Linked DNA regions of Homo sapiens: regions 1, 2 and 4 are each linked to region 3. Evidence: chromatin contacts called from ENCODE Hi-C or POLR2A ChIA-PET data. All regions are on one chromosome and are shown on one strand. The core of a region is the stretch at or near the end of the contact, and the rest is flanking DNA. Distances in the headings are between cores, read along the strand shown. Region 1 has its middle 31 kb from the start of PLEKHO2. Region 2 has its middle 16 kb from the start of ANKDD1A. Region 3 holds the start of SNX22 (sorting nexin 22). Region 4 holds the start of RAB8B (RAB8B, member RAS oncogene family).

What was found. Hi-C counts contacts between places; a loop is a spot of excess contacts on that map. ChIA-PET counts read pairs that join two places held with the same protein, here RNA polymerase II (POLR2A). Pooled maps may share reads with other maps.
Region 1: a loop to region 3 is called in a pooled map, with 2.5 times the contacts of the local background. The contact joins the enhancer-like site here to the promoter of SNX22 in region 3. A Hi-C loop is called at or near these places in 1 of 168 maps with a recorded cell type or tissue (natural killer cell) and 1 of 50 pooled maps. POLR2A ChIA-PET finds 5 or more read pairs at or near these places in 1 of 52 experiments (activated B cell).
Region 2: a pooled map shows a loop between it and region 3 (8-fold over the local background). The contact joins the enhancer-like site here to the promoter of SNX22 in region 3. A Hi-C loop is called at or near these places in 6 of 168 maps with a recorded cell type or tissue (CD4-positive, alpha-beta T cell, CD4-positive, alpha-beta memory T cell, CD8-positive, alpha-beta T cell and 3 more), 17 of 37 single-sample maps with no recorded cell type and 17 of 50 pooled maps. POLR2A ChIA-PET finds 5 or more read pairs at or near these places in 5 of 52 experiments (CD4-positive, alpha-beta T cell, CD4-positive, alpha-beta memory T cell, CD8-positive, alpha-beta T cell and 2 more).
Region 4: a loop to region 3 is called in a pooled map, with 4 times the contacts of the local background. The contact joins the promoter of RAB8B here to the promoter of SNX22 in region 3. A Hi-C loop is called at or near these places in 1 of 37 single-sample maps with no recorded cell type and 9 of 50 pooled maps. POLR2A ChIA-PET finds 5 or more read pairs at or near these places in 1 of 52 experiments (B cell).

Annotation. Positions count from the first base shown.
Region 1 is chr15:64,869,708-64,875,451 of GRCh38, forward strand. No RefSeq gene overlaps it. Among named protein-coding and RNA genes, the nearest start is that of PLEKHO2, 31 kb to the left of the region's middle. RefSeq lists enhancers at 3,289-3,378, 3,399-3,448. Within about 2 kb of position 3,509, at least 23 of the 41 ENCODE cell types and tissues checked have a DNase peak (open chromatin) inside an H3K27ac peak, as active enhancers do; they include natural killer cell, where a contact is called at or near this core.
Region 2 is chr15:64,893,036-64,898,726 of GRCh38, forward strand. No RefSeq gene overlaps it. Among named protein-coding and RNA genes, the nearest start is that of ANKDD1A, 16 kb to the right of the region's middle. RefSeq lists enhancers at 399-508, 659-968, 1,763-2,361 and silencers at 1,509-1,558, 1,599-1,648. Within about 2 kb of position 1,781, at least 37 of the 41 ENCODE cell types and tissues checked have a DNase peak (open chromatin) inside an H3K27ac peak, as active enhancers do; they include CD4-positive, alpha-beta T cell, CD8-positive, alpha-beta T cell, GM12878 and 1 more, where a contact is called at or near this core.
Region 3 is chr15:64,150,294-64,156,154 of GRCh38, forward strand. SNX22 (sorting nexin 22) reads left to right here and starts at 1,438. Exons shown (of 7, transcript NM_024798.3): 1 at 1,438-1,557; 2 at 1,950-2,033; 3 at 2,345-2,449; 4 at 2,952-3,046; 5 at 3,359-3,391; 6 at 3,642-3,709; 7 at 4,094-5,861. The coding sequence starts at 1,483. The coding sequence ends at 4,215. PPIB (peptidylprolyl isomerase B) reads right to left here. Exons shown (of 5, transcript NM_000942.5): 5 at 5,524-5,852. The coding sequence ends at 5,730. RefSeq lists enhancers at 97-206, 3,134-3,363, 3,387-4,118, 3,864-3,983, 3,994-4,153 and silencers at 1,124-1,563, 1,764-2,143.
Region 4 is chr15:63,186,379-63,191,565 of GRCh38, forward strand. RAB8B (RAB8B, member RAS oncogene family) reads left to right here and starts at 3,228. Exons shown (of 8, transcript NM_016530.3): 1 at 3,228-3,370. The coding sequence starts at 3,247. LOC101928972 (a long non-coding RNA gene) reads right to left here and starts at 3,053. Exons shown (of 4, transcript XR_932355.4): 1 at 2,468-3,053; 2 at 612-657. RefSeq lists an enhancer at 2,653-2,802 and a silencer at 2,983-3,312.

The DNA.
Region 1 (5,744 bases), core at 2,259-4,758, 720 kb after region 3:
TCACTCTTTCATCTCCTTCAATCTGAAACATTTCCCCAGCCTTGCTTTGTCTCTGATGACATTGACATTTTTGAAGAATACAGTCCTCCCCTTTCTGATTCCTCTTTTGGGGTTTGTCTGAGGTTTCCACCTGCTTAGTTGTGATAGTTAATTGAGGTTATGGATTCTCAGCTGGAAACTGCACAGGCAATTGGGTCCTTCTCAGGATATTACTCTGGAGATGGACTACCTGCATCTGGCCCTCATGGGTGATGTTCATTTTGATTACTGGGGCCAGGTGTCTGATTTTTCTACTGTTAATGTTTTTGCATTTTTCCTCTTACTAATAATCTGGGAGACAAGATCATCTAAATATGTTGCACCTCACCACAAATTTCCCCAGATTTAGTATCCATTGATGATTCTTGCTGAACAGGTGTTTCCTACAATGGTTCTAAAATGATGATTCCAGCCATTATTTTACCCTCAGAGCCTGGTCCTTGTTAAGGGTGAGCCTGGGTCCTATCTTTGGCTCCTGACCTCCTGACACAAACAAAATGCAGCAGAATTCCAGGGCTTCCCTGAACACTGTTGGGAAGCCCTTAGGCCAGTGGACAGCTCCAAACCAGGCTGCCAAGGTCCAAATCTCACCCAAGGACCTTGGGTGTGTCTCAGTTTCAGGAGACCTCAGTTTCCTCACCCACAAAAGGGGATTACAGCCACACCCTCTCCCCACCCGCCATCCCCCATGTGGGAAAGCACGACTGTGCTCACCAAAGCCCAGCTCCCTTCCTCCTCCTCTGTGAGAACCATGGACAGACCCCGGGGCCAACACAACAGGAAACACCTGAACCGGGGCCTATCAATTGTGGCAATGACCCTCATGTCGCTCCTGAATTCCCCTGCCACTGCCCTGGCGCGTGACAGCTATACCGAGTGAGTGGCCCGCAGAAGCTGAGGGACCTCAGGTGAATCACTCCATCTTCCCAGGCCCCTTCATCATAGAGGAGTCTTTTTGATGGCAGAGTCCCCTCTGTAAGGCCACTTTGAAGAGAGTGGCTGCTGGGATGGTGTTGGCCAGCCATGGGGAAGGATGTGGTAAGAAGCACATTTCTGGCCAGGCGCGGTGGCTCACGCCTGTAATCCCAGCACTTTGGGAGGTCAAGGTGGGCAGAGCACAAGGTCAAGAGATCGAGACCATCCTGGCCAACACGGTGAAACCCCATCTCTACTAAAAATACAAAAATTAGCTGGGCATGGTGGCATGTGCCTGTAGTCCCAGCTACTGGGGAGGCTGAGGTAGGAGAATCGCTTGAAATCAGAAGGCGGAGGTTGCAGTGAGCCGAGATTACGCCACTGCACTCCAGCCTGGCGACAGAGCAAGACTCCATCTCAAGAAAAAAAAAAAGAAGAAGAAGTGCGTTTCCCTCTGGTCTTGGGGCTGGAGGCCTGTGCAGAGAAGGGTAGCCCTCCTTTTGAACACAGGCTGCCATATCTCTGTGACTTGAAGTCCTGTGGGTTGTTACAGTGCAGGATTTTTTTTTTTTTTTTTTTGAGATGGAGTCTGGCTCTGTCGCCCAGGCTGGAGTGCAGTGGCGCTATCTTGGCTCACTGCAACCTCCGCCTCCTGGGTTCATGCCATTCTCCTGCCTCAGCCTCCCAAGTAGCTGGGACTACAGGCGCGCGCCACCACACCCAGCTAATATATATATATATATATATATAATTTTTTTTTTTAGTAGAGACGGAGTTTCACCATGTTAGCCAGGATGGTCTCGGTTTCCTGTCCTCATGATCCGCCCGCCTCAGCCTCCCAAAGTGCTGGGATTACAGGCGTGAGCCACCGCACCTGGCCTTTTTTTTTGAGACTGAGTCTCTGTCGCCCAGGCTGGAGTGCAGTGGTGTGATCTTGGCTCACTGCAACCTCCGCCTCCTGGGTTCAAGCGATTCTTCCGCCTCAGCCTCCCGAGTAGCTGGGATTACAGTTGCCTGCCATCACACCTGGCTGATTTTTGTATTTTTTGTAGAGACGGGGTTTCACTATGTTGGCCAGGTTGGTCTCGAACTACTGATCTCAGGTGATCCACCCACACTGGCATCCCAAAGTGCTGGGATTATAGGCGTGAGCCATGGAGCCCGGCTAGGATATGTACATATTTTTTAATTAAGACGGAGTCTCGGTCTGTCATCCAGGCTGGAGTGCAGTGGTGTGATCTCAGCTCATGGCAACCTCCGCCTCCTGGGTTCAAGCAATTCTCCTGCCTCAGCCTCCTGAGAGCTGGGACTACAGGCGTGCGCTACCACGCCTGGCTAATTTTTGTATTTTTAGTAGAGATGGAGTTTCACCATGTTGGCCAGGCTGGTCTCGAACTTCTGACCATGAGTGATCTGCCCGCCTTGGCCTACCAAAGTGCTTGGGATTACATGCGTGAGCCACCGTGTCCAGCCCAGTAGAGGGTTTCACAAATCACAAGGTGGCTATCATCAGACAGGACCCAGGACAGGGGGAGGGGCAACCAGATTGCCCCTTCCTCTACCCCTGCCTAGGCCCTGGCGGCATCCTGTCTCGGGAGTCACTGTGTTTTGTTCCCTTCTCCCTGTCTTGTCTTCCTGCCTCCCCACCCCTACCCTCATGTCCCAGACAAAAGGGGTGTCAGAAAAGACAAACTCACTCCACAGAGGTTTCTGTGACCAAGGAGGCTCTGTGATGGAACATGGATGGTGGAGAGGTGATGATGGAAATTCCTCCCTGTTGACATAATTTAACAAAATTCTTAGAGGAAACAGCAGGATGTAAGTAGAGAAAACATGACTTCAGGTTTGGAGGCAGACACACCTGGATTCAAACCCCAGGGGTAGCCAGGTGCAGTGGCTCACACCTATAATCCCAGCACTTTGGGAGGCTGAGGTGGGTGGATCACCTGAGGTCAGGAGTTCGAGACCAGCCTGGCCAACACGGGAAAACTCCGTCTCTACTAAAAATACAAAATTAGCCAGGAGTGGTGGCAGGCGCCTGTAGTCTCAGCTACTCAGGAGGCAACAGAGTGAGACTATGTCTCAAAAAAAAAAAAAAAAAAAAGAAAAGAAAATGCTTAATAAACTCCAGCAGCCTGGCCTCACAGAGCACCTACTGTTTGCCAGGCCTGTTAACCTCTCACAGTCACCACAGTGGCCTCACAAGGAAGATGTAATTTCACTCCATTTTACAGGTTAAGAAACTGAGGCTTAAGCAACTTAGGTAGGGGACCAAAGTTAGTGTCAGGACCTGGGATTTGACCCTCCTGGGGTTTTGGCCTGGGGCCACAACTGACTGCTTTCTGCTATTTGTCTGGAGGGTCTGTGATTTCAGATGGAGGCTCACCCCAGAGTCCTTGGGGCACCCCCACCTTTCCTGGCACTGGGAGGATACCCCAAGGCCTGGGCAGGTTCTCCACCAGCTGGCTATGGCCCAAAGGAGAGGCTTCGGAGGACTTTCCCTTATAAGGACAACAGCTCAGCTGTGATGAAACTTCTCAGCCTCCTAGCTGGGGAGGCGGGAGAGGGGAAATGACGGTGGCTCCAAGGGTTACAGCTGAGTTTGAGCCTCCTCAGGAACTTGCCCACAAGCCTCCACTCTCTGTTGTCATAATTTTATGGGAGGAGGGGCCAGGCAGGGCTTGGGACCAGAGGGGGTGGCCCACAGAAGGGAAGATGCCTACATTGAGGCCTAGGGAGGAGACAGGACCCTTCAACATCCAGCAGGCAGCTTGCAGATCTGGACTCCAAGCCGTAGGCCTATCTGGCTTCAAACTCACACTCACCCTGGGGAGGATTATCAGAGGGTCCAGAAGGCTATTAGGCCAGCCATCCCTTTCTCTCTTTTGTTTTTTGTTTTTTTTTGAGATGGAGTCTCGCTCTGTCACCCAGGCTGGAGTGCAGTGGCACAATCTCGGCTCACTGCAAGCTCCGCCTCCCGAGTTCATGCCATTCTTCTGCCTCAGCCTCCCGAGTAGCTGGGACTACGGGCGCCCGCCCCAGGATGGTCTAGATCTCCTGACCTCGTGATCTGCCTGCCTTGGTCTCCCAAAGTGCTGGGATTACAGGTGTGAGCCACCACGCCTGGCCTCCCTTTTTATTTATTTATTTATTTATTTGAGACCCGGTCTTGCTCTGTGGCCCAGGCTGGAGCCAGGCTGGAGTGCAGTGGCACGATCTTGGCTCACTGCAACCTCCTCCTCCTCCTGGGTTCAAGCAATTCTCCTGCCTCAGCCTCCCGAGTAGCTGGGACTACAGGCACCCACCACCACGACCAGCTAATTTTGTATTTTTAGTAGAGACGGGGTTTCACCGTGTTGGCCACGTTGGTTTCGAATTCCGGACCTCAGGTGATCCACCTGCCTCGGCCTCCCAGAGTGCTGGGATTATAGGCGTCAGCCACCGTGCCCGGCCCCTTTCTCCCTTTGGACCTCTAAAGTGGAGTCTTAAAGAGCAGGGTGTGTGGGGCTGGTCTGCTTTTGGCCTTCCTCCCCATGAAGCCTGTGTCCCTAGGGGACTGCCCTCCCCAACACAATTCGTCAGCCCACCGTCCAGTCTGAGAAACTATTCCATCCATGGAATCACAGGATATTGGGGCTGATAAGGATCTTTGAGACGTCTAGTCTCACCTGCTGGTTTTAGAGAGGAGGAAATAACAGCTCAGAGCGGCCAGGGGAGGTGGTGGCTCATATGTGTAATTCCAGCACTTTGGGAGGCTGAGGTGGGCAGATGTCTTGAGGCCAATCTTCAAGGCTTGAGACCAGCCTGAGCAACATGGCAAAATCCTGTCTCTACAAAAAAAAATTAGCAGGGCATGGTGATGCAGGCCGAAGTGGGAGGATCGCTTAAACCTGGGAGGCGGAGGTTGCAGTCAGCTGAGATCGTGCCACTGCCATCTCAAAAAAAAAAAACAAAAGCTCAGAGGGGACCTGGTATTGCCCATTTGTTTTGTTAAAATGTGTGTGTGTGTGTGTGTGTGTGTGTGTGTGTGTGTGTGTGTGTGTGGCTTTCTCTTGGTTTCCCATTAAAACTTCCTTTTTAAGAAATCCCAAGTTAACCGAATAACAGGATAAAGAGCTTTTTCTACACCCAGATCTGGTTAGTTCTGGGGGTCAGTGTTTCCCTGAAGACCATGTCTGGAGTTGGCAGCAGGGGAGGCAAGATCCCAAGGGAGAGATGGGTGTGGCAGATGGAGAATCTGTCTCTGACACTGCTGTGCATAAGCTGTGGCACCTGCAGTGGCTGCTCAGCCTCTTGGAATTGTAGTCTCATCTCTTAGGGGGAGACAATCACTCCTGGCAAGGCGATTTTGAGGATGAAATAAGATAATTTAGATAAAGCATTTGCTCAGGGCCCACCACATAGCAAGGACTTAGTAAATGGATAATCATATGGTGTATTGGGCACCTACTCCATGCCAACATTACATTAGGAGCCGTGGATTCCAAGTACAATAAAATGGGATCTTTCCTCAGGTTGCTCACTGCCAGTCAGGGAGACAGGCACTCCAACTCATAAATGCAATGGGACAAGCTCTGTGTTAGACCCACAGGCAAATTCTGTGGCAGCAGAGAGCAGACATCAATGGGCTGTGTTTGCTGAGGGAATCAGTCGAAACCTGAGGAGGAGGTTTCTTTGCCTGGGCCTCAAAGGAGGAGTTAGAGTTTACAGAACAGAGGTGGCAGGGAAGGACATTGGAGACAGAGGGAACAGAGTCACAGTGGGTTACCGGGTTACTGGAGCCATGGTCA
Region 2 (5,691 bases), core at 531-3,030, 740 kb after region 3:
GGATTTGAGGGGGAAGAGCAGAGACCACAAGACCAGGCAGGGTTTCCTCAGTGGCTGCACTGCAGGGATTCAATGGGCAGCAAAGGCCCCCACACCCCAGGCTGGGCCTCATGGCTGAGACTCATCAGTCTTGGGCCTGGAGGGGCTGCTCTCAGTCTAACAGGCCTGACTGACAGGGAAACCACCAATTTGTCATTGGGTTCCAATCCCGAGTAGCTGGGATTACAGGCGTGCGCCATGACGCCTGGCTAATTTGTTTTGTATTTTTAGTACAGATGGGGTTTCACCATATTCGCCAGGCTGGTCTCAAACTCCTGACCTCAGGTGATCTGCCCGCCTTGGTCTCCCAAAGTCCTGGGATTACAGCCGTTAGCCACCTCACCCGGCCAGACAAATGTTTGTTGCATGAATGTCTTGCCCCTCACATCTGTGTTCCGTCCAGCCTTCCTCGCCTCTCCTTTTTCTTGGTGCCCTGGCTGTGGCCACAGTACTTTCCTAGGAGGAGGCCTATGCAGGCGCGTAAGGAACTCGGTGAAGGAGTCAGGGCCCCCAACTCGGCTCTCGCGAGCTTGCTGTGTGACCTCAGGCCAGTCACCTCCCCTCTTCTGGCCTGGGTTTCCACACCTGCACAATGGGAACAGCAACCTCAGCTGCCTGCCGTCTCTGACGTGAGGGCCAAATAAGAAAAGGTGAGAAGCTGGTCGCAAAGCGGTAAAAAAAGCCTTCAGCGCCGAAGCCGGGGAGGAAGCCGCTGATGAAGCTATTGCTGAGAAGTGTGAAGCCCCCACCCGAGGATCCGCTTTTGAAGAGGGACCCGGGGAACGCGTAGGGGGAAACTGCCTTCCTCTTCCCTCAGTGGAAAGGGCTGTGCTCATGTCACTGTGAAACGAAGCTATTTTTATGTAGTACAACTGCGATTATGACAGGGCCTCTTCCTGAAGGGGAAGGGTGGGGAGGAGACCTGAGTCATCAGTGGGGCGGCCGGCCCCACAGGCTGACACAGGCAGCTTGTGGAAACCAGGCCCCCCGCCCTGCCTTCCGCAGGTAGAGGCCCCAGAGAGGGGAAGGGGCCGACCACCTGCTCCCGAGCCATTCTCGGGCTCGGCCAGCCATTGGGCTGGGAACCTGTCAATCCTGGTTGATCTTCCAATGAGCTGTGAACTGGTCTTCCGGGAGGACTTACAGGAGGCTGGAAACGGGGCCTGGCGCGCGCTTCCCTCTCAGTGCGAGGCTGACTGGTTGGACTCGCCGGGCTCTACTGTGGGCCCCACGCTATGTTTAGACGCCCGACGTGTCCCATTTTATTGAACTCGTCCTGCCCCCCAAGTAGGGACGATTTACCTCCATTTTCTAGATAAGGCACTGGGGGCTCCGCGAGGGGATGTGGCGGACTGGAGCCCAGCTGCACTCCTGACGGGACTGAATGCGGGGCTGAGGGAGGCAACAGGAAGAATGAGTATTTTCTTTACTGGAAGGGCAGGGAAAGGTTTCTCTCAGAAGGTGACATTTGAGCTGGGCCCTAAACAATGAGCAGGATTTAGCTGTCTTGAGGAGGGGGAGAGGGAAGGGCATGTGACCCGGAAAGGATGCAGCCTGGGCAAAGGCAGGGAGGTGTGCATGGCTTGTTTGGGGGTGTCGAGCAGGTCGGGGGGGCTGGGTGGGGAGTGGCCGCGGGGCGTAGGTAGGGGAGGGCCTGGCATGACAGGCTAAGGGGTGTAGGCTCCTTGGGGTTCCTTCAGCGCTGTGCAAGCCCTGAGCATCCTCCCAGAGGTGTGGCCCTGCAGAGAGAGGGGAGGGAGCCCACTGGGGGAGGCGAGCTGAAGGAGTGGCCTGTCAGGTGGGTTTCCTGCCCTGGAGCCTGAGCTCAGGCAGTGGCTGCCGTGCCCCGCCGCCGCCCTCTTCTGCCGCCTCCTCCACGCCAGCACTTTTGCATGCAGTACTCCCTTCAGTCGTCACAGCCACCTGCAAGGTGAATATTACCACCTTTATTTCATAGGGGAGGTAACAGGTTTAGAGAGGTTAGAGGAGCCGCCCCAGGTCACACAGCCCCTCTTGATATTCTTCAACAAAAGAATCCTCTCTGACCCCTGCTCTCAGTCAACGGAACAACCAACAACCTCCTTCCTTCAGAGAAATAGGGACCCTGAGGCTGCAACCCAACTGTAATCATCTGCCTCCAGGCACCCTCTGCACAGACTCAGCTGTTAAATATAGATGGCCGCTTAGAGATCCTTTTGTTCTCTTTACATATTACAGATGGGGAAACTGAGGCCTAGTGAGGAAGAGACTTGCTTGGGGCCCCACAAATGGACCTAGATTGGCGAGCCTCTTTTGAGCCAGAGTCTCACTGGGGTTCTAGCCCAGCTGGGAAGTTGAGCAAAGAGGGATAAGTGGGTTACAGCTCAAGGACTGGGGGTGCCTTGGGGCTTCTAGGAGATGAGAGCCGAAAGGCATTCAGCCCTTTAACCCCACTCCAGAGCTTCAGACTGTTCCTTCTCAAGACACTTTACTGCCATCTGTCTGAAAAGTGTGCTAATAAATATGCAAATTTTGGTGACTTGAGAGGACTGGTGTCCTCTTGAGTTGTACAGGGCACAATTTGCAGATTTGTGAGTGATCACCAAGCCCCGAAGATGCAGCGAGGTCTCTGGCAACTCCCTTTCTCAGTCCCTTCTCTATTCCTCTCTTCTTCTTTGTCCCTCTCAGACTGGGACTGGGGGTGGGGGCAGGGGGGGGATTTCCTACTAGGGTGGGAGGAAGAAGGGTGAAGGAAGTAGGGTAGGAGGAGGGGAAGTGTGGAGGACAACAGAGGGAAAGGGTAGAACTTATTTCTGCTGTCAGAAACCGAAACCAAAAGTCCTGGCAGGAGTTAATGTGAGAGGGAGGTCTGTAGCAAGAGGCTGAGGAGCAAAGCCTTCACATCTGAGGACAGCAGCCCTGTCAGAGACACCCTGGCTGCAACCTCGGTGTCACTTAGACCAGGGCTTGCCTCTCATGCTGACAAGAAGCATGCAAAGGCAGTCTGTTTTCTCTGGGGATACCAAAGGCCCCTCCAGACCTTACAGTGCCCAGCACTGGTGTTAGGATCACTGCTGGAAAGGGGAGGGGGCACTAACTCAAGTCACCATGTCATCTAATAGCCCAAGAGTGGGTGACCCTTTGTCTTGTCTGGTATTAGTCTGTGTGGACCTGCATACACCCATGAGGCTGAGGCTGGGGGCAGCCGGCATCTGTGTGTCTAGCATAATGGGGATCCTCTTTCCCCAAGTCAAGCTTAGGACGTGTGGTATAACATAGATTTTTGTGATCCACCTGGCTGTGAGAGGTCATTTAGGTGCCACAATAATGGATTCTTTGGGGCACTTCATACTCTATTATAACAATAGGAGAAAATGTTTGCAACTTGGACTTGTCTTTTAAAATTCAGATTGTGTGGCCACTATTTCTTGTGAACTTTGTGATTCAACGAGCCAATTGTGTACTGGGAACCCAGATGGTGCCCCTCCCTTGAGGCTTGCTGGGTCCTCTGTGTAGGGATAGACTCTGTTCCGGGCGCCGTGGCTCCCAGTTCCAGACTGGCAGCCCTTTGAGCGGCTGAAACTTTAATTCATCTTTGTATCTCCCATGATGATAGGAACCTCCTGTCTCCTCAGGGGTTCTCAGAGTGTGAGTTTCTGGCTTCTCCATTCATCCCTCTGAGGCTGACATATCTGTGCTGGCTTCACAGAGGCAGAGAAGAATGGGGAGCATGCAGGGGAGGTGGACTGATGGATCAGGGCACAGGGGAACCTGGCTCCACCATTTCCCAGCCCTGAGGCCTTGGACAAGTTACATTTCTGAGTCTCAGTTTCTTCATCTGTAAATGGGGATGATTTAAATAGTTGACTTTTACTGAGCATGTTCTCTGGGTCAGGCACTGCGTTAAGCATATTGCAGGCAGACTTATTCAGAAAGCATTTATGAGGGCCTCCAATGTGTAAGGAACACCACAGTGTCAGAAGGAGAGGCTTGAAGAAGATAGGTGACTGGCCAAGGTCACATGCAGGTGAAGGAGTGGCAGAACTTGTACCCCAGAGCCCACTCTTATAACGAGCCCTCTGTATTGGATGGCCCCAGCAGACCCGAGAGGACAGGCCAGTGGAGAGCTCAGCATGGAGTCAGGTGGGGGAGACTCCTCTGTTCTCAGTGGAGGCCAGGCCCAGCTGTCCTGGAAGGAGCTAGAAGCCTGAATTCAGGTTGTGGAGCAGTGAGAGTCCAGCCCCACACAGGATGCCATGGGAGGAGGCCCTTCAAACCGGGATTCTGAAAGAACACATCCAATAGAAGGGGCAAGGGCTGCTGAGGGCCCTGAGGAGGGGGCGTGGGCTACCCATGAGCAGGCCCTTCACTCGTGGCCTCAGCTGCCCCTGCAGAAGGCTGGAGCCTGAGAGGAAGCCAGCCAAGTGAGCGGTGGAGGAGGAAGCTGGTCACATTCAGTTCTGGCTGACTCACGGGATCTGGGCTGAAGGACATATGTCTGGGAGTGCCCCAGAAAATATCTCACTGATATGGGAGATTTACTGGACTGCCTTTGGGGATTAGGCGTAGCCTCCCTTCCCTGCACCCCAGGGAGTGAATCCACTTCCCCACCCCTACCAGTGACCTCAGGCAGATGGCCCCAGGTAGAGAAAGCTGTGATTTGGTCAAGGACTCCTCTTGGCAGAGGCTGGCAGACCTCTAGGCCAGCCAGAGGAGATGGGCCTGCAGTGCACAGCCCCAAGGACTGGACACGTGTACACACAGCACCCAGAGGGACAGGATGTGAGGGCCAGGCTGGGCAGATGCAGGGAAGCCTTGAAGCCACCCTTGCTCTTCTCCTCTACACCCCAAGTCCTCAGTCAACCCTGTTGGCTCCAGCTCCACAGTACAAGCCTCTTCTGGTTCCTTTCCCACTGTCTTTTGAGCCTCCCCTTTACCAGCCTCCCTGCTTCTACCCTTGACCCAGAGTCTGTTCTCAACACTGCAGCCAGAGTGATAGTGTTAAAGATCACATCACTTCTGGGTTCATTCCAGTGGGCCGTCATCCACCCCAACTTCACCAAGAGCAAATGCCAAGCCCCCACCTCCCAAAACATACCTCTTAGATACTATTTCCTACTCCTCTCCCCATTCCTCACTCTGCAACAGCCACTCTGGCTTTCTTGCTTTTTTTCAAATAGCCCAGGCACAGCCTCCCACCCCAGGCCTTTGTACTGTCAGTTCCCTGTGCCCTGAACACTCTTTTCTTAGACATCGGCATGGCATACCACCTTACTGCCTTCCAGCCTGCTCAAATATCACTGTATTTCTCAGCATTCAAATTAGCATTATTTCAGGACTATTTTCAAAGGTGTGGACAGGCTGTAAGGAAACCCTAAGGGAGAGTGCAGTGCCCAGGTTCAGTAGCATGGGGCATTTTTGCTACTCCCAGGCCTGGCAGAAGGGCGAGGAGGAGGGAAAGACATGGCTGGTGGAAGGAAGGACAGAATTGTGGGAGAGGGCCACCTGACCAGAGCTGTGACCTGCAAGGAGGGAGCCAGGGGGATAAAAACCTCCCCCGCCTGTCTAAGCTCTCCTGCGAGGCTCATTGGCTGAATCCAGCCAGAGCCAGGACACAGTCCTTCAGGTCAGCCTTTTCTGGGGATCTGGAGGGCAAATGGAAGTTCCCTAGCA
Region 3 (5,861 bases), core at 188-2,687:
AGGCACTCTGCTTCCTCCTGCCCACCCCAAGACCTCCCACTACGTATGAGCTTTGGAAGGCAGGGCCTCGCCTCTCTGCATGTCACGGGGCCTTTGTGGGGGAAGTCAGTGGAGTAGAGGACCTGCCATGGTGCTGCTGATAGCAGCTCTCCGACAGCTGAAGGGTGCAGGGCTGAGAGGTGGGAGCAGAGGTCCTTTCCAGCACATGGCCTGAGAGAGTTCTGGATCAAAATCCTGCCACATATCCAGGAAGAACCTGCCCGGAGGGGTGGACAAGAGCAACCCGGTGCCACCCCCCAAAGTCTCTCTTCCCATCCACTGCCCTGTGCCCACTTATCCTAGTCATCCAGGAGAAGCCCACAGTCAAGCTGCTGCTCAATGCTTCTGTTAAGGGCCTAACATGAATCATCTCACTTTTTTTTTTTTTTAAGACAGAGTCTTGCTGTTGCCCAGTCTGGAGTGCAATGGTTTGATCTCGGCTCACTGCAACCTCCGCCTCTCAGGTTCAAGTGATTCTCCCGCCTCAGCCTCCTGAGTAGCTGGGATTACAGGCATGTGCCACCACACCTGGTTGATTTTTGTATTTTTAGTAGGTACGGGGTTTCACCATGTTGGTCAGGCTGGTCTCGAACTCCTGACCTCAGGTGATCCGCCTACCTCGGCCTCCCAAAGTGCTGGGATTACAGGCGTGAGCCACCGCGCCCGGCCAAATCATCTCACTTTATACACTTGCCTGAAGGAGCCACGTTATCCCTATTTTGCAGATGAGCAAAGGTCTACGGAGCTCCTGAAATCCAGGCAGTCTGACGTCCAAATCGGAGTCTAGGTCCCTAAACTGCCTCTTCCCCACAAACAGCCTGGAGCCCCTTAGGGTTGGAAGATATGAGTGAATGGATGGATGAAAACAATGAATGAATGGGGGGGCCTGTGGATGCTGGGGAAAGGGGCATCAAAGCTGGACTGGGTCCAAGCCTTGCTCAGGTGTGGCCTCAGCCGGGGAATCCAGATCACAATTTCAGGGACCAGGCTGAAAGGAGGGAAAGGCTCGGGAAGGGACTGAGGAACCCAAGACAGGTCCCTGGTTGGCCCCAGGACCGGCGCTGAGGCCCGGGCCCCGCCTCCGTCCGCGCCTGGAGCCACAGGCCGTCCTTGGTAGGCGCTTAACTCAGGTTGGGTGACATTTTCGCTCGCCAGTTCCTGGCATCAGTGAGTGCTCCGTCAATGTTTGACAAACGGTTGACTCCACTGCCCCGCGCTGTGGGCGCACTAGACTTCGGGGGCGGCGTCCAGGTCCCGCCTAATCTTCTAGGCTCAGGACCCGCGGCGCAAGGGAACGCCCGGGGCGGGGTCGCCTGGGGGCGGGGCCTGGGGTGGGGCCTGCGGACCGAGGGGGCGGAGCCGGCCGCCCCGGGGTCCTCAGTCCGCTCCGGGAGAGTTAGGGCTCCGAGCCGAGCGCGCGGAGCAGCTGGGGCCGGGGCGCGGATGCTGGAAGTTCACATCCCGTCGGTGGGGCCCGAGGCCGAGGGGCCCAGGCAGAGCCCGGAGAAAAGCCACATGGTGAGCGCGGCCCCTGGATGGGGAGGGGCGCCGGGACCCGCAGGATTTCCCCGCGCTGCGCTCAGTGGGGACCCGGGGCCCGGGCCTGGGTGAACGAGCGCTGCGGGCTGGACCGTCGGGGGAAACCTTGTCGAGGGTTTGGGGGCCGCTTGGATTTGCCAGCCTCGCGGACCATGGTTCGAGCTCTTGAGGGACCCCAGGGCTCCGAGGGGCAGGTCCGCCAGCCGGTTCTCCCAGGTGTGCGGGAGCGGAGAGTCCCCGGGCAGCCGCGGCGCCGCAAGGCCGCTTTGTGCCTTTGAGAGCGGGAGGGTGGGCACGTCGCCAGGCGCAGGTGCTGCGGCGTCCTCCCGCGGGGCCTCACGCGCAGACCCGCTGCCCGCCCGCGCCGCCAGGTGTTCCGAGTGGAGGTGCTGTGCAGCGGGCGCAGACACACGGTGCCAAGGCGCTACAGCGAGTTCCACGCGCTGCACAAGCGGGTGAGGCGGCGCCGACCTCCCACCGGCCCCGGCCCAGCCTCTGTCCAGCCCCCGCCCAGGCCCTGTGAGGCGGGCGGGCGAGCCCCAGCCTCCGCCACCCCCATTACTGCCTCAGTCCCTGCGCAGCCGGTCAGCCCCCGGGCCTCTGTGGGTGGGTTGGGGCCTTCCTCGCCCTCGGCCGGTCCACCACTCACCAGGGTCTGTCCCAGTAGAGCCCGAAGGCGGGGGCGCGGGAGGGCTTCTGGCTGGGGCGAAGAGGGCTTGAGGGCTCAGTCGGGATGCTGTGATCGCACGCGGTAAACCTCCAGTAGATCAAGAAGCTGTACAAAGTGCCCGACTTCCCCTCGAAACGCCTGCCCAACTGGAGGACCAGAGGGTTGGAACAGCGCCGGCAGGGCTTGGAGGCTTACATCCAGGTATGCGAGAGCACAGTTGGTTGCCCCCCGGCCTTCTGTGCCAGGGGTGTGGCCCAGACAGAGAGGTGTGGGGGCATGGCAGGGAGGGAACCCACAACTTGGGGATGTTATTCACCACCTCAAGCATCAATTTTCTGAGTCTAATATAGGTCCAAACACCCCCCTCTGGCTTGTTGAAAGGACTGAAAGAGGTAACGGACACAGGTAGTCCCAGCTCCATGAAACCCAGGTCCTGTCCCCTCCATGGTGAGGTCCTGTGCTGCCCTCCTGATGGCATGTAGGGTGAGGGTCCTTCCCCCAACAGCAAAGCTATGCCGCGTCATGGGGTACAACCTGTGCACACAGCGCCCAGCGCCCAGAAGGGCCCTGAGCCTGGTTCAACGCTCTGCTGTCATTGTCGTGAAATTCTTTTTTTGGAACAAAGAGCCCTGCATTTTCACTGGCACTGCGCTATGCAAATTAGTAGCTGGGTCTGATTGCAGGTCTCCTCTGTCCTCTCCAGGGCATCCTGTACCTGAACCAGGAGGTGCCCAAGGAGTTACTGGAATTCCTGAGACTTCGGCACTTCCCCACAGACCCCAAGGCTAGCAACTGGGGGTAAGGGGGGCCGATGGCGGGGGCCAGGGGCTGTCAGCAGTGAGCAGGTGAGGAAAGGTGTTGGAGGGCAAGCCCTTTCTTTTCACATCTGCCAGGATCCAGCATGACCGCCCTCACCAGCTCTCTTGACCTGGGTGGAGGGGCTTTTTTTTGGACAGACTTGGTTACCCCCGCCACCTCCGGAACTGGGGCTTGTTACAAATAGAAGCAGTGGTCCCCTGGGAGGTGCAGTTCTGGGCTCTGGTGTCTCCACCCCTTCCTCACGCTCCCCCGGCATCCCCAGGCAGCTTACAGTGTTTCTCTTCTCTTCAGCACCCTGAGGGAGTTCCTGCCTGGCGACAGCAGGCAAGTCAAAGCCCTAGCCCGCGCTTGGCCCCTGCTGCCCCCTAGTGGCCATATGCTAGGAGGCAGGCCTGCTGCCTGGGCCTGTCTGGCCTGGGCCCTGAAGTCTGTTTTCCCTTTGGTGCCTCCTGAGCCCATTTCCCACTCACCTTTTCCTTCATGGGTCCCTGGTGATGGCAACCCCGTCTCCACCCCTCTGTGGGATTCTGCCCTGCCTCCCGCACCCATGGTTCATGACCCTGTTTCCTCCCAGCTCCCAGCAGCACCAGCGGCCTGTCCTGAGCTTCCATGTGGATCCCTATGTTTGCAACCCCTCCCCAGGTGAGGAGGTGCCTAGATATGGGGCTACAGGGCTGGGTTGTGGGCTTTGCATTTCTCGGCTCCTGGGACCCTCAGACAGCATCTCCTTCCTGCTGCCCACCTCTGGAGCCACTACCTCCTGCTCCTGTCCCCTGGAGCCTGCTTTGTAGACACAAGGAAAACAAGTTTGGCTTCCCTGGTCTCCATTTCTTCAGCAGCCTGACTTCTTTACCAAGCTGATGTGAAAAGAATGTGACCTGGGAATGCGGAGGCTTCATTTGGGGTGGACAGCTGCTGTCTGCTGCCTTGGCAGGGGCTCCTACTCCCAAGTGGGGGCTGAGCCCATGAGCAGGAGCTCAAGGAGCTGCAGGTCTGAGGCCAGACCTGTTTAATTCTATCCCACAGAGTCGCTGCCCAACGTGGTGGTGAATGGTGTGCTCCAGGGCCTCTACAGCTTCAGCATCAGCCCAGATAAAGCCCAGCCAAAGGCGGCCTGTCACCCTGCTCCTCTGCCACCGATGCCCTGATCAGTCCAGAGGCCTTTGGCTGCCTCCTAAGAAAGTCATGTGCCTCTGTCCTATGAACTCCATATAAGGCTGGGTCCTCCTTTGGCCTGGACCCAGGACTTAATTACCCAGTGCCCAGTTGTGCCACATTCCCACTCAAGGCTCAGAACTTGGCTCGCATTGGTAGCTGGAGGTGGTAGAATTTGTATGCTCTTAGAGCCCAACAGCCAAGGCAGGGTCAAGAAGATAAGTAATAAAAGAGGAAGTCAGCCAGGCGCGGTGGCTCATGCCTGTAATCCCAGCACTTTGGGAGGCCAAGATGGGTGGATCACCTGAAGTCAGGAGTTCGAGACCAGCCTGACCACCATGGAGAAACCCCGTCTCTACTAAAAATACAAAATTAGCCGGGCATTGTGGTGGTGCATGCCTGTAATCCCAGCTACTCGGGAAGCTGAGGTAGGAGAATCTCTTTTTTTTTTTTTTTTTTTTTTTTGAGACGGAGTTTCACTCTTGTTGCCCAGGCTGGAATGCAATGGCACGATCTCGGCTCACGGCAACCCCCGCTTCCCGGGTTCAAGCAATTCTCCTGCCTCAGCCTCTCGAGTAGCTGGGATTACAGGCATCCGCCACCATGCCCGGCTAATTTTTGTATTTTTAATAGAGATGGGTTTCACCACGTTGGCCAGGCTGGTCTTGTACTCCTGACGTCAGGTGATCCACCCGCCTCGGCTTCCCAAAGTGCTGGGATTACGGGCGTGAGCCACCGTGCTCGGCCCAAGGCAGGAGAATCTCTTGAAGCCAGGAGGCGGAAGTTGTGGTGAGCCGAGATCGCGCCACTGCACTCCAGCCTGGGCAACAAGAGTGAAACTCCGTCTCAAAATAAATAAATAATAAAGGAAGAAGTCAGCTGGGTGCAGAGGCTCATGCCTGTAATCCCAATACTTTAGGAGGCCAAGGCAGGAGGATGCTTGGGTCTGGAAGTTTGAGACCAGCCAGCGCAACATAGTGAGACCTGTCTCTACCAAAAAAAAAAAAAAAAAAAAAAAATCAATTTAGAGGTAGGCTATGAAAAAGTACAGATACATCCCTTAACATAGACTGGAGGGTGGTGGCAAGGGGAGCAAATGTGGAGGCCCAGTAGCTGGCAAAGTTTAGAAGCAGGGGGCAAAAGCTCCTGCCTGACTTTTCCTGGGTAGCTCCTGGGTCAAAATTTCAGGCAGGATCCCAGGGAAGGGGCAGGCACCCATTGCCACAGGAGAGTTGCAGGCATGTTGGGATGTAGGCCTAGGGGAGGTGCTGCAGGCTCAAGAACCAGGCCCACACATTATATATTAAAAAAAAAAAAACCCACATTTTTTTTTATTGGTCAGTGTTGGTAGGAGTTTGTTACAAAAGTGAGTCCATGGGCCTGTGGAATGTGAGGGGAGTGGGTCCGCTCCACCAGATGCCAGCACCGGGGCCAGTGCAGCTCAGAGCCCTGTGGCGGACTACAGGGCCTGCACAGACGGTCACTCAAAGAAAGATGTCCCTGTGCCCTACTCCTTGGCGATGGCAAAGGGCTTCTCCACCTCGATCTTGCCGCAGTCTGCGATGATCACATCCTTCAGGGGTTTATCCCGGCTGTCTGTCTTGGTGCTCTCCACCTTCCGCACCACCTCCTGGAAAAG
Region 4 (5,187 bases), core at 1,978-4,477, 960 kb before region 3:
CTGGGTCATATGCCCACCTCTGTGGCATGTGGAGTGAAGTGACATGATTCACAGCCATCATTAGAAAGAGGAGTGGCTTTCCAAAAACAGAAAGAGTGCTGGTCTGACAAAATTCACAGAAGGTAGACTCCTTGGACATCTAGATTTCTGTAGTCAAGCTGTCATGTACAATATTAACCCTATAGAAGGCTTCAATAAACATTTGCTAAATCAAATTGAATGTGCCTGGTGCTCTGCAGTGATGTAGTATTTACAGGGTGGGCTTGGGAAACTGACAGAAAGTATTGATGTGGTTCACTCAGAGCATAGTAACTTGGAGTTTAAAACGGGGTCCACTGATAGCTCTCGGAGAAAGAAGGAACAGTGGCAACCAGCAACCTGCTACCTGAAGTAACTGTACTGCTACAAATATACTTAATGTCCAGTCCTTTGAGCAAAATGCCTTGATTCAATAGTACTCAGTTACTACCACCAGAATCCGATATCTAAATAACATTGTTGCACAAAATATGAAAATGAATAATGTGTAAGAGAAAAAAATCTGATTCTTTTTGAAGTAGTATCAATATGTCAAAATGCTTGAATGGTTCAACAGTGGTGCACAAACTTACCAGCTAGAAAGTCCCAATATTATATATACTTGGTAGCAGAGAAAAACTGGGGAAGTGAAAATAAGACAACATTATTATTTTTTAAAATTCCCATCAATTAACAAAATTCCCCTAAGAAAATTTAGGGACTTTAAAATTCCTAATGCTAGTTTCTCTTTTGAACTTAAGTTCTTTACCGTATCACTACATTTTTATTCATATAGAAAGAGAGTGATAATAGTTGCATACAGACAGTGGGACTAAACATCATTTTAATAAATATGCGGTTTTTTTTTTTCTTTTGAGACAGAGTCTTGCTCTGTCACCCTGGCTGGAGTGCAGTGGTGCAATCTCGGCTCACTGCAAGCTCCGCCTCCCGGGTTCATGCCATTCTCCTGCCTCAGCCTCCCGAGTAGCTGGGACTACAGGCGCCCGCCACCATGCCCGGCTAATTTTTTGTACTTTTAGTAGAGACGGGGTTTCACCGTGTTAGCCAGGATGGTCTCGATCTCCTGACCTCGTGATCTGCCCGCCTGGGCCTCCCAAAGTGCTGGGATTACAGGCGTGAGCCACCGCGCCTGGCCATAAATATACATTTTTAAAAAGAAATAAATTCCACTGGTCTTTGCGGAATTTTTTCCCCTTCTTTTCCAGGAATGAGGAGGAAGATATAGAACAATCCACACTGTTCAGATCATGGCTGAAGCCACGTTCAGAGGCTTGCTCAAGGACTGGCTTGGGCAAGAGGGCTCAGCCTGTGCCAGAGGGCAGAATCCTTCTTCATTAGGGGCAGACACTGTGACTTTGAACTCATTAGAGCTTTGTTCCTATCTAGTGGACTCTAGGAATGAGACATTCCGTAAGCAGCAGCAGCAGCAGCAGCAGCCCTCTGGCTACTGTATGATCAATCAGTTAATGATGACACATTTCATCTTTTACCCGCATAGAAAATGAAGGCCAATTCTAGGGCCAACTAAGTCTTCTGCCACAATGCAACTGAGAATGGATTATCAGTGGCACTGTTCCTAAAGTCACAAGGCACACAGTATGTGTCCTTAGAAAAGCCTGCTGGTTTGTTCAACTAACTGTCCACGGTTTTTCCCCCCCCCCCTTTTCTTATTCCACTAATGGTGGAGTCCACTGGTTCCCTTAATAACCTCTAGCCTTCCAGAAGGTGTTTCCTTATAGCTAAGGTAAATGTCTGGACCAGTGGTTCTCAAATACTTTGGTTTCAAGACCCCTTCATCCTCTTAAAACTTATTGAAGACTCCAAGAAGCTTTTTTTCATGTGGGTTTTACCTGTCGGTATTTGACATATTAGAAATTAAAACTTCGAAGGGAGAACAACAGATGAGAGACACAGAGCCCTGGCAGGGTGGACTCCTAGTCCCACACCTTCTTAGCCTTTTGCTTCCACATTACCTGAACCAGTCAACACCCCTTTCACAACAGCTAATCCGGTTGGGTTTCTGCCACTAGCAAATGAAAGGGGACTGAACAATACATCCACAAAACAGAGAATTAGCCTAAGACAATAAATAATAAAGGATTAACTTGAGTATAACAGAATGCTGTTTCCTCCCTATATTCGTCATCAATTAAGTGAGAGCCTACTGAAGAGTAATGAATATTACCATCACTGCTAACAGTGCCTTATGGGTTTCAAAGAACTTTCACATTTAGTATTTAAGTTTCACTGGAACCCTATGAAGTATCTTGTTTCATATCCATTTTACAGATGAGAAAACTGAAATGTCCAGTGCCTGTGTGACTTGTCACAGCGGTTTTGCAGCAGAGCCAAGACTAAATTCAAATCTTACTCTCTAAATTCCCGTGGCCCGCCTCACAGGATGCTTGCAGTTTCATGGGGCACAGACCTGTAGCACAAGACTTCCCAGATTTAAAAATCCATCCTCCTGCGAGGAGAGGGGAGCGATCAGCGTAGCAGATTCTCTAAATACTCATTGTATTTGGCTCTGGTCTGTGTGGCGTGAAGAAGGGGGCACGAGTGAGGTTCGAGTTAGCATGGTAACCATTCTTTCTCAGCTCTGTGACTGAGGGGCTGCGGGAGGGGGTTATAGTGGTGCTGGGCATGGCCTCGGGGAGAAGCTGGATAATGCCCTCTGCAGATAACCCGTAGGCTGCGCCACAGCAGCGCCAAGGAAAGAAAGCATCTCTGCTCCAGGTCTCGGCGGAAGAGATGCGGGAACTACGGGGCTCTGATTCTGAGGTCCTGGATTTGGAAGGCGTCTGCACACAAAGAAATAACAAAGTTAAGTTCCCGCGGCTCGACCAGCAGAGTACGAAACGGGGCCTCCCTTCCCAGCTCGGGTGGAAACGCCTCCACCCTGTCACCCCGCCCATAGCAGGTCTTTTATCCGCTGGAGCCGCCTGGACAGTCCTCGCGGGGCACGCCCGAGGCTCCCCGGAGGAACTACAAGTCCCATGAAGTCCCGGGGCGCGGGCGGTGATGACGAAGCCCTCGCCGATTGGCCGCACGGGGCGGGGCGCGCAGGCCTTCTCCGAGAGGAGGGGCGGGGCGTGGGGCGGGGCGAGCAGCGGCGGATTGGCGGGCACGCCCCCTCGCCCGCGGCCCCCTCCCCGCCTCTCTCCACCGCCTCCTCTGGCTCCCCGGTCAGAGGGCCGGAGCGAGAAGATGGCGAAGACGTACGATTATCTCTTCAAGCTCCTGCTGATCGGCGACTCGGGGGTAGGCAAGACCTGCCTCCTGTTCCGCTTCTCAGAGGACGCCTTCAACACCACCTTCATCTCCACCATCGGTGAGGGAGGGGCCGCGGCCCGGGACCGGGTAGAGAATTGGGGGGCGGGTACTAGGGGACGGGGAAAGGGCGGGGGGCGCTTGGGAGCCCGGGAGAGGAGACCCCGGGGACTGCAAGGTGGCGGGGGCACTGAGAGGGGCGAGGGCGTGAGGGAGAGGGGCGAGGGCGTGAGGGAGAGAGGCGAGCGGGAACGTGAGGCTAAGGGCGAAGGGGGAACTTGGGGGCAAAGGAACGGGAAGGGGAACAGAGGAACAAGGACTAGGGGTATTGGGGGAACGAGAGGGTTCGGAGACTGACAGGGAGGGGTCTTTGAGGGACAAAATGTGTTGGGGGGAAGACTCAGGAAATCTCATGTAGAGAGAAGGGGATAGTGGACGTGCCAATGATTAAAAGACAGGAGAGGAAGGAAATGTGAAGGGGGAAATGAGGGATGGGGGCAATGAGAGGGATGTGAAGTAAAGGGACAGAGGACACAAGGGACAGAGAGGTGAGAACCAGGCAACTGGAAGGGAATTCAGGGGAATGAGCGGTCAGGAGGTGAGGAAGAAGGGGACGGCTGGCCACAGGAGGTCTGGACTGAGATGTCGTAGGAGGGGACAGAAGAAAATTGTAGGTGGAAGAAGAGTTCAAGGGATCAGAGGGCAGAATGAGGATACTTGATGGAGAAAGTAAAGGGATCTGGGTGTGAGACAGAAAGGAAAAGAGGAAGCAACATCATAGTAAAGGGAGGTTGAGCAGAGAAGACAGAGGAGATGGAAAAGAGAGGAAATGGAAAGTAGTGGGGCGCAAGACTTGCTATAGTAACTGATTACCATTTTCTCTTCACTTCCTTTGGATCAAGTGCAGGAGAAAGCAAAATGTGACTAATGATGGAATAATGTCTATAGAGCGTTAATTTGTTCTGTGAGTGTTAATGGATGTTAAGGGAATTGGTGACTTTTGGAAATGATGTGGTCAGGAAAATATGGTTCACCTCTTTACTACCATCTCCTGAGAAGCAAGACTTCTCAGTATTTTAAATCCTTCGGTTTGAATGTTTAACAGCTTCTCAGCCAAGGAAATGAACTTACATTCTACCTGCCTCCCTGTATATTTTGCTTTGGTTCTAATTATTGTTAAGTGAATCACAACATGTGATATACCTCTCAGTTACTTCCAATTGAATCAAGAGTTTTTCTGATCCTGGCTGGGAGCTGTCCTTTCTACTTTTGTACTGGAAGACACTGTGTTCAGGTAATAAGATCTCTTAACTTATCATAAACTGAAGACCAAGTCAAAGCTGGTTTTAAGCTGTTTTAGAAGTGACCACCTTAACATCATTTCTCCTGTTAAATAGTTGCAGGTTAATTAAGTACCTTAAGAATACCTCAGCTTTTGGTTGTGTTGGTGATGTTTCTGGCCTCTAATAGTGGCTTATTTAGTCATCTTTCGTATGGTTCTTACAGCATATTTCACCATGAATTTCTGGGTTGGGAAATAATAGAGAGCTAGTGCTTTGGTAATACGTGTGTTTAAATATTTGTGTATTTTTAAGGATAATTTATCTTTTTTTAAAAAAAGAGTATTTGGTATAGAACACTCTTTAAGTATTAGTAAAGGCTATGGTTTGTTTGCTCATTCTGGATTCTTTCATATAGATTGAATGGTCTAAAATCTCCTGGGTGTTATGATGTCTGGGCTTAGGGAAGTTTGAATTGCAAGTTCTTGGCAGTCAGTCTTGAGTGGGACTTTTTCTTTTCTGAAAAAGCAGATTTTAAATGTCATCTCTCAAGTATATTCCTAAGATTTGGTGGTAGCTGCTGGTACAGCAACTAAAG